2 separate regions of the Homo sapiens genome follow, and region 2 is linked to region 1. The links are chromatin contacts, found by Hi-C or POLR2A ChIA-PET in ENCODE. All regions are on one chromosome and are shown on one strand. Each heading gives the region's core, a stretch centred on a gene start or an enhancer-like site at or near the end of the contact. The rest is flanking DNA. Distances are from core to core; before and after follow the strand shown. Region 1 has its middle 48 kb from the start of MAP3K10. Region 2 overlaps LOC105372399 (a long non-coding RNA gene).

Region 1 (4,708 bases), core at 652-3,151:
GCCCTGCCAACCACTTGACTTTAGCCCAGGGAAGCTGATTGCTGGCTTCTGACCTCCAGAACTGTAAGAGAATAAATCTGTGTTATTTCCTTTCTTTTCTCTTTCTTGTTTGCTTGCCCAGGGAAGCTGATTGTTGGCTTCTGACCTCCAGAACAGTAAGAGAATAAACTTCCTAACTTCCTTCCTTCCTTCCTTCCTTCCTTCCTTCCTTCCTTCCTTCCTTCCTTCCTCTCTTTCTCTCTCTCTCTCTCATTCTTTCTTTCGTCTCAAATCCCTGGGCTCAAGTGATCCACCCACCTCAGCCTCCCAAAGTGCTGGGATTATAGGTGCGAGCCACCTTGCCCAGCCAATCTGTGTTGATTTGGGGTTTGTGGGAGTTTTGCAGCATGGCCACTCAGTATGGAGTGCTTGGATCTGAGCTTCTCTGGTCCCTTGGCCTAGTAAGGCTCAAGATAGCTTTGCCCTGTCCTAAGTGTCTTACTTCTGTTAAAACAGTTTATTCTCATGACAACCTCTAGGAGGTAGGCATTGTCATATCTCAGTTTTATGTGTGTGGTCACAGAATCAGAGAGGTTAAGTGATTTGATTAAGGTCACGCAGCTAGTAAGTGAGGGAGCCAGAATATAAATCTAGACCATTTGAATCTGGATCAGAAGTTCTCCACGTTTGATCTCACTATAATCTTGTAAGTGAGCCGGGTGTGAAGGCTCACCTGGTACCTGTAATCCCAGCACCTTGGGAGGCCAAGGCAGGAGGATCACTTGAGCCCAGGAGTTCAAGGTTGCAGTGAGCCGAGATCACACCACTGCACTTCAGCCTGGCCAACAGAGTGAGACCCTGTCTTTAAAAAAAAAAAAAAAAAAAAAAAAAAAGGCCAGGCTTGGTGGCTCACGCCTGTAATCCCAGCACTTTGGGAGGCTGAGGTGGGTGGATCAACTAGGTCAGGAGTTTGAGACCAGCCTGGCAAACATGGTGAAACCCCGTCTCTACTAAAAATAAAAATTAGCCGGGCATGGTGGCATGTGCCTGTAATCCCATCTACTTGGGAGGATGAGGCTGGATAATTGCTTGAACCTGGGAGGTGGAGGTTGTAGTGAGCCGAGATCAAGCCACTGCACTCTAGCCTGGGTGACAGAGCAAGACTCCATCTCGGGAAAAAAAAAAAAAAATTCTTGCAAGTGGAGAGAGAATTGCAACCTTTGTGGCACCTTTAGACACTTCCAAAGCGTTTGTGTTTCATAGAGAATGCTTTTCTTTTTGATGTAAGTCTATTTCTTAACACATTAGAAAGAAAGAGAGTTTCCCGTGGAGGAGCTTTGTCATTGTCAGGAAATGCTGCATTTCAAGTGGTTTCACAGCTAGCATAACGTTGTAAAAGCAAAAATATATTCAAATTTATTTGACATTGCAGAGGCCCAAAATGGTGCTGATCAAGATGTCTGGTACAGTTCTTTTCACAGGGTGCTCTGATTTCATCAGCCAGCATTCCTAATTTAAAATAAGGAAAACAAAGGCAAAGTCCCCAGCTTCCCAAATCTGTACGATTATTCCTTTGTTTTCAATTCTGTGATGGAGATGATTTTTTTTTTCCCCTGAAGAAACGCAGATCTCCTTATTGGTGGATCTTTTTCTCTGCAAGAGGCTTTGCTTCTAATTTATTAGGTATTGATTCATATAATAAAAATCTTCCTTTTAAAAAACAAAGTACTACATTTCTTTGTTAAAAAAAAAAAAAAAACCCCAGGAAGTTCTTAAAATAGGAGTTCCTGAAATTCAGCGAAACACACAAATTGTGTTATTTTAAGGCAAGCCACTTGTAACCACATGTAAGTCAAGAAATAGAATTTGCCAGCTGTTCATAAGCCTCTCCACGTGCCCTAGCCCAGGCGCCCAGGCCCAGCCCCTCCCTTCTCTCTACCAAAATTAACCCTCAGCCTGACTTTTTTTTTTTTTTTTTTTTAAGATAGAGTCTCACTCTGTCATCCAGGCTGGAGTGAGGTGGCATGAGCTCGGCTCACTGCTACCTCCACTTCCCAGGTTCAAGTGATTCTCATGCCTCAGCCTCACCAGTAGCGAGATTACAGATGTGCACCACCACACTCAGGTAATTTTTTTGTATTTTTAGTAGAGATGGGGTTTCGCCATGTTGACCAGGCTGATCTTGAATTCCTGACCTCAGGTGATCCGCCCGCCTGGACCTCCCAAAGTGCTGGGATTACAGGCGTGAGCCACCGTGCCTGGCCAGCCTGACTTTTATAGCAATCATCTCTGTGTTTCTTTATAGTAATTAGTTATCCAAATGTGTGTCCATAGTTTAGTTTTGCCCTTTACAACTTCTAAAATGTTATTATTATGCCTCTTTTTTCTTATTCAGAGAATGTTGAATTCTCAAAGAAAAAAAGAGAATTTTGAATTGTAGTGACATCAGCATACGTTTTGAAGTATGTGAATATATATGCATATCTGAATATATATGTGCATATATAAAATTTTAAAATATCAATACTATCACTAGTAATATGATGACTAAATATAGTTTAAGATTTTCTTATGGTGCTTTTTTTTCCAGGAGGATATACCCCATTAGGGATTTATGTCAAATTAATATATCTTAAATTACTTTAAGACATTGTTTTAGCCTGGGCAACATAATGAGACCCCATCTCTATAAAAAGTAAAAAATTAGCTGGGCGTGGTCACACACGTCTGCAGTCCCAGCTACTCTGGAGGTTGAGGTGGGAGGATCGCTTGAGCCCAGGAAGTGGAGGCTGCAGTGAGCTGTGATCATACCACTGCACTCCATCCTGGGTGACAGAACAAGACCCTGTCTCAAGAAAACAAAAAACCAAAACCATTGTTTTGTGGGTGATTGAGTCCCAATCGCAAAAATTGTTTTGACATTCCATTTACTTGGAAAATATAAACCAATGAACATATGTATTCATTTTCCTCTCTATTGAGCAAAAGGTACATCCTGTTCATACCAATTTGCACCTTGGTTTTTTCACTTAACTACATCTTGGAGGTGACTATATATGTGTGTACACATGGGCCGGGTGTGGTGGCTCACGCCTGTAATCCCAGGACCTTTGGGAGGCTGAGGTGGGCGGATCACTTGAGGTCAGGAGTTCAAGACCAGCCTGGTAAAAATGACAAAACCCCATCTTTACTAAAAATACAAAAATTAGCAGGGCGTCATGGTACGTGCCTGTAGTCCCAGCTACTAGGGAGGTTGAGGCAGGAGAATGGCTTGTATCCTGGGAGGTGCAAGTTACAGTGAGCTGAGATCGTGCCATTGCACTCCAGCCTGGGCGGCAGAGCAAGACTGTCTCAAAACAAAACAAAACAAACAAATAGTCAAAAAAACAAAACAAAAAAACACGTGTGTACACACTTGTACATACACACACATCACATATATATGTAATCTTAATATATCTTATTTTCACAGCTGTACAGTGCTCTGTATTTGTGGATATAGCATAGTTGAATTAAGCAGCACCCTCTTCATGGCTATTGCAATAGTTTCCAGTTTTTTGCTATCATGCGTAGGGCTCCAGTGAAGAGGCACGTTCATATGAAGTTTCCTATTTCTGTCTGTGTCTTTGGACCTAATTCCTAGAAGTAGGATTGCTGAGTCAAAGGGCAAATTCACTAGATATTGCCAAATTCTCCTCCATGGAGGTTTTATCTTTTTATATTCCATCAGTAAAATGGAAGAGTCCCTGTTTCCCCACAGCGTTGCCAACAAGAGGGCTGTCCAACATTTGGATTTTTGCTAATCTGTTAGGTGAGAAATAGGATCTCAGGGCAGTTTTAATTGTGTTTCTTTTATTATGAGTGAGGCTGAGCTTTAGTTTATTTTTTATTTTTTGAGACAGGCTCTTGCTTTGCCAGTCAGGCTGGAGTGGAGTGGCACAATCTCGGCTGGCTCATTGCCACCTTCGTCTCCCAGGCTCAAGCGATTCTCCTGCCTCAGCCTCCTGAGTAGCTGGGATTACAGGTGCATGCCACCATGCCTGGCTGCACCATGTTGCCTGGCTGCAACATGGCATGCACCATGCCATGTTGGCCAGGCTGGTCTTGAACTCCTGACCTCAGGTGATCTGCTTGCCTCAGCCTCTCAAAATTCTGGGATTACAGGTGTGATATTTTATTTTTTATTTTTTGAGACAGGGTCTTACTCGGTCACACAGGCTGGAGTGCAGTGGTGCAATCATAGCTCACTGCAGCCTTGAACTCCTGGGCTCCAGCAGTCCTCCCATCCTCCCACCTCAGCATCCCGAGTAGCTGGGATCACAGGTGTGTGCCACCACACTCAGCTAATTTATTTTATTTTATTTAGAGACAAGGTCTTGTCATCTTGCTCAGGCTGGTCTTAAACTCCTGGGATCAATCAATCCCCTCACCTTCCCTTCGAAAGTACTGGGATTACAGGGATGAGCCACTGTGTCTGGCTATTTTTATAAATTTAGGTGGCATTTGCATTTTTTAACGTGAACTCTCTGTTTATGTATCTTGCCCGCTTTCAATAGGTTTCTTGTTTTTTTTCCCTTAATTTTTAGACACTTTATATTTTAGGGATTTTAACTCTTTCTCTTCTGTGATATAAGTGGTAAATATTTTTCTTATTTTGTCATCTGTAGTTTTTGGTTGTGTATGGCTTATTTTGTGGCCACGCAAAAGGTTTTTGTTTTTTTTTTGTTTG
Region 2 (4,708 bases), core at 1,170-3,669, 590 kb after region 1:
TTCACTGCTGATGGCCCAGTTTCTCTTTGGAGTAGCCCAGATCTGGGCTGGAGGTGGCCAAGAATGAAACCCAAGTGTTCTTAGAGAGGAGGAACAGGACAGATGTTGCAAAACATAGGATATTATTTTAGCAGCCTATAGTAGGCATATGAACAGATGCCTCACTTAGAGCTGAATAAAATGTTCACCTTTTGGCCTACCCGTTAGAGAAGGTGAGAAAATTTCAATATAATCTGTATTGCTGTAGCTATGAAGAAAGTCATCTTAAAGGTATTAATTTATGAAATTTTAAGATTTTTCACACAATTTTCAACCAATTATTTTATGTCTTTGCAAGTATCCTCCAATGTAAGTATTGGTAGGTTGATAATTACAAAAGAGTTGATTAGAAAGCTTAATACAGCACCCTTTGTGAGAGCAAAATACTAAAAACCACGCAGTAACCATCAAAACGGTCAAGTTCAATCATTTTGGATCATCCTTCTACTGGCATATTATGCAATCTTTAAAAAATGAAGCAGCAGGCCAAGCGCAGTGGCTCATGCCTGTAATGCCAGCACTTTGGGAGGCCAAGGCGGGCAGATTACCTAAGGTCAGGAGTTCGAGACCAGCCAGACCAACATGGAGAAACCCCATCTATACTAAAAATACAAAAAATTAACCAGGCGTGGTGGTGCATCTCTTTAATCCCAGCTACTTGGGAGGCTGAGGCAGGAGAATCGCTTGGACCTGTGAGGTGGAGGTTGCAGTGAGCTGAGATTGCGCCATTGCACTCCAGCCTGAGCAACAAGAGCGAAACTCCATCTCAAAAAAAAAAAAAAGAAAAATGAAGCAGCACCATAGATAGATGAATTCTCCAAGATATGTTCTTTGACTATAAATCGACTCTAGTTTCCAAAGTGTAATGTACAAAGACATTTATAACAGCATTTGTTTAAAAAGAAATGAAAGCATATATGCATATATGTATATATGAATATGTGTATAGGCATATATACAAAAAGGAATGAAAGCATATTATACAAATGAGGAAGAGGAAATATACGGTTCTCTAATGGTAGATTATCTCTGGAAGGAGAGCAGAGAAGCTGGTAGTGTTGTTCTGGGGAGTAGGAGTGAGGTTCGGGAGTGAAAGGAAGAGTTAATTTTTGACTGACTAAAATAATTTGATTCATACATGTATTTTGTCTATTTGGCCACATGAAAATGTAAATAACAGCATGAGCAGAAATGACAGCTATGGAAATGATTCTCCACCTTGGGGGAAATGGCAAGTGAACCAACCTTGACCTTGGTCAGATTTGGGAAAGAGCTGAGGGTGGCAGTGCAAGCAGAGGGTGCTCTGTGATGAAAAGCCTGGGGCAGGAGTCGTTATGGGAGATGGGTCCCGAGGGACTGGTGGGGCCAGGGCAGGGAGAGCTACCTCCTGCTCTGGGAGTCCACAGAGGCTGCATGCTGGGAGCTCCTGGGGTGCTCACCTGGTCCTCCTTGTCCAGCACTCAGATGCGCAGGTCAAATGATTGGCCACCCTCAAAGGGCATATTGTCAGATTTCACCTCACACTTCCAGACCCCCCACTCATGGCTGTTCATGGCCACACAATGACCAAAGTGCACTCGGAAATGGAAAGCGATGTCTGAGTCCTCATCCATCCCGGTGTGGAAATCCACCTGCAGCTGTGGCTCCTTGCTGAGGGCAAAGCACACGGTGTGTTGGGCAGGTCCTTCCCTTGTGGGGCACACACTTACACCAACACAAATTCCCTCCCCACTCAGAATCTCTGAGAGAGAGACAGGGGCATCAGTAGATGTCATTCCCCTGTGATTTCAATGTGCAGACAGGATGGAGAACCAGCGGGTTAGAATAATTTGTCACAGAATTGATGGTATTATGTGGCAGATACCCTTTTTCACAAGAGGTATTAGGAGGATTTGGGGAAATGCTTATATGAGTGTAGCCTAATTTTACTGGCCCAGCCCCATGAAGAAGCCCACCTTCATTTTCTTCAGTGAAGTATAAAGGGGAAAAGAAAGATACAGAGACCAAATTTCTTATTTATTAAAAGTCAGAACCTGGGCAACATGGCAAAACCCCATCTCTACAAAATATACCAAAAACAAAAAAAATTAGCCAGGCATGGTGGCATATGCCTATTGTCCCAACTACTCAGGAGGCGGAGGTAGGAGGATCAGTGGAGCCCAGGAGGTCGAAGCTGCAGTGAGACATGATTGCACCAGCCTGGGTGACAGAACAAGACCTTGTCTCAAAGGGAAAAAAAAGAGAAGTCAGTATTCGTAGACTTACAGGAAACCACAGTTTCAGTTCTGGAGAGACCTCTAGAAATAGTCCATCTCCTCAAAATATACACAAAATTTCAGAGGAGACATCAACTCAACAAGTTAACAATAGAGGAAGTACTTAGTAAGTTGCTCTGACAGGGTCCCAAAAGAACACTCAAAAGGGCCAGGCACGGTGGCTCACACCTGTAATCCCAGCACTTTGGGAGGCCAAAGGTGGGCGGATCACCTGAGGTCAGGAGTTCGAGACCAGCTTGACCAAGATAGTGAAACCCACCTCTACTGAAAATACAAAAATTAGCCAGCATGGTGGCGAGAGCCTGTAATCCCAGCTACTTGTGAGGCTGAGGCAGGAAAATCGCTTGAACCTGGGAGGTGGAGGTTGTAGTGAGCCGAGATCGCACCATTGCACTCCAGCCTGGGCGACAGAGCAAGACTCCATCTCAAAAAAAAGAACACTCATAAGAGACAAATGGTGGATGACAACTTTGATAGACAACTTCGATAGAATTTTTCACATTAACAATCTCAGAAGGCCGCCCCTGATGGCTCACGCCTGTAATCCCAACACTTTCGGGGGCCAAGGCAGGTGGATCTCTTGAGCCCAGGAGTTCAAGACCAGCCTGGACAACATGGTGAAACCCCGTCTCTACAAAAATTAGCCGGGCATGGTGGCATGCATTTGTAATCCTAGCTATTCGTGAGGCTGAGGCAGGGGGATAGCTTGAGCCCAGGAGGCAAAGGTTGCCGTGAGCCGAGATCGTGCCACTGCACTCCAGCCTGAGCGACAGAGCCAGGCCTTATTTCAAAAAAAAAAGAGGAAAAAAAAAGAAAAAAAAAACACTATCTCAGAAGAGATAGCAAATCTGGGTAAGTCTTTAGAACTTGTTTCTATCAAGATTTTGACTTGGCTGCCCTCTAGTGGGCAGAAGCCTGACCCGACAGTAAGGAGAGAGAAAACGGTGGGCTCCACTTTCCCCAGTGTTCCCAGCTGGAGTGTGGATTCTGCACAACCGTTACCAGGATGCTCTGAGTCCTGGCCTCTTTTTTTTTTTTTTTTTTTTTTTTGACAGGTGGAATCTCACTCTGCCACCCAGGCTGGAGTGCAGTGGCCCGGTCTTGGCTCACTGCAACCTCCGCCTCCCGGGTTCAAGCAATTCTCCTGCCTCAGCCTCCGGAGTAGTTGGGATTACAGGCATGTGCCACCACGCCCAGCTAATTTTTTTTTCTACTTTTAATAGAGATAGGGTTTCACCATGTTGGCCAGACTGATCTCAAACTCCTGACTTCAAGTGATCCACCTGCCTTGGCCTCCCAAACTGCTGGGATTACAGGCGTGAGCCACTGCGCCTGGCTGAGTCCTGGCCTCTACTTAGAGGTTTATGTGCAAATGTTTATTTCCAGAAATTGTTTGCAGCAGTGACTTAGGGGAAAGGACAGTTTAATCATAAGGAAGCAATCAGACGCCAGGCGCCGTGGCTTACGCCTGTAATCCCAACACTTTGGAAGGCTGAAGCGGGCGGATCACCTGAGGTCGCCAGTTTGAGACCAGCCTGACCAACATGGAGAAACCCCGTCTCTACTAAAAATACAAAAAATTAGCTAGGCATGGTGGTGCATGCCTGTAATCCCAGCTACTCGGGAGGCTGAGGCAGGAGAATCGCTTGAAGCTGGGAGGTGGAGGTTGCAGTGAGCGAGATCATGCCATTGCACTCCAGCTTGGGCAACAAGAGCAAAACTCCGTCTCAAAAAAAAAAAAAGAAAAAACAATCAGACAATCCCAGAAGTATGGGATGTTATACAAAACAACTGGCCTGGACTACGCAAAAACTCAGTGTCAAGATAGCCACAAAAAAGGAGAGGAGGCCGAGCACAGTGGCTCACACTTGTAATTCTAGCACCTTAAAGGCCAAAGCAGGCAGACTGCAGACTGGGGGAGGATTGCCAAAGGCCAAGAGTTCAAAAACAGCCTGGGAAACATATCAAGATTATCTCTACTAAAAAAAAAAAATTAATTAGCCGGGCATGGTGGCACCCACTTGTAGTCCTGGCTACTTGGTAGGCTCAGGTGGGAGTGTCGCCAGATTGAGGCTGCAGTGAGCCATGATTGTGCCTTTGCACTCCAGACCAGGAGACAGCAAGACATCATCTCGAAAACAAAACCAAAAGAAAAACAATCGCAAGATGGGCATTGGTTAGATCAGATCTCTTCCACTGTTATAATTTTCTCACTGTTATCATTCATGCAAAAGTGGTTTCAAACCTAAGCGTAAAAATGAACCATTTTTCCTGTATCTTTGAGTCTTCAATCTGAAAGTGCTTGTGTATACATGTTAAATAAATTTGTATGCCTTTTCTCCAATTAATCTGCCCTTTGCAAATTGATTTGTCAGCAACCTTGAGAGGACCAA

Evidence for each region. Hi-C counts contacts between places; a loop is a spot of excess contacts on that map. ChIA-PET counts read pairs that join two places held with the same protein, here RNA polymerase II (POLR2A). Pooled maps may share reads with other maps.
Region 2: a loop to region 1 is called in a pooled map, with 3 times the contacts of the local background. The contact joins two enhancer-like sites. A Hi-C loop is called at or near these places in 2 of 50 pooled maps. POLR2A ChIA-PET finds 5 or more read pairs at or near these places in 2 of 52 experiments (A549 and Panc1).

Annotation. Positions count from the first base shown.
Region 1 is chr19:40,140,989-40,145,696 of GRCh38, reverse strand. No RefSeq gene overlaps it. Among named protein-coding and RNA genes, the nearest start is that of MAP3K10, 48 kb to the left of the region's middle. RefSeq lists enhancers at 375-424, 1,045-1,194. Within about 2 kb of position 1,901, at least 7 of the 41 ENCODE cell types and tissues checked have a DNase peak (open chromatin) inside an H3K27ac peak, as active enhancers do.
Region 2 is chr19:39,550,127-39,554,834 of GRCh38, reverse strand. It overlaps LOC105372399 (a long non-coding RNA gene), which reads right to left. Exons shown (of 3, transcript XR_935966.3): 2 at 1,479-1,689. Among named protein-coding and RNA genes, the nearest start is that of EID2, 12 kb to the right of the region's middle. RefSeq lists an enhancer at 2,128-2,217. Within about 2 kb of position 2,419, at least 2 of the 41 ENCODE cell types and tissues checked have a DNase peak (open chromatin) inside an H3K27ac peak, as active enhancers do.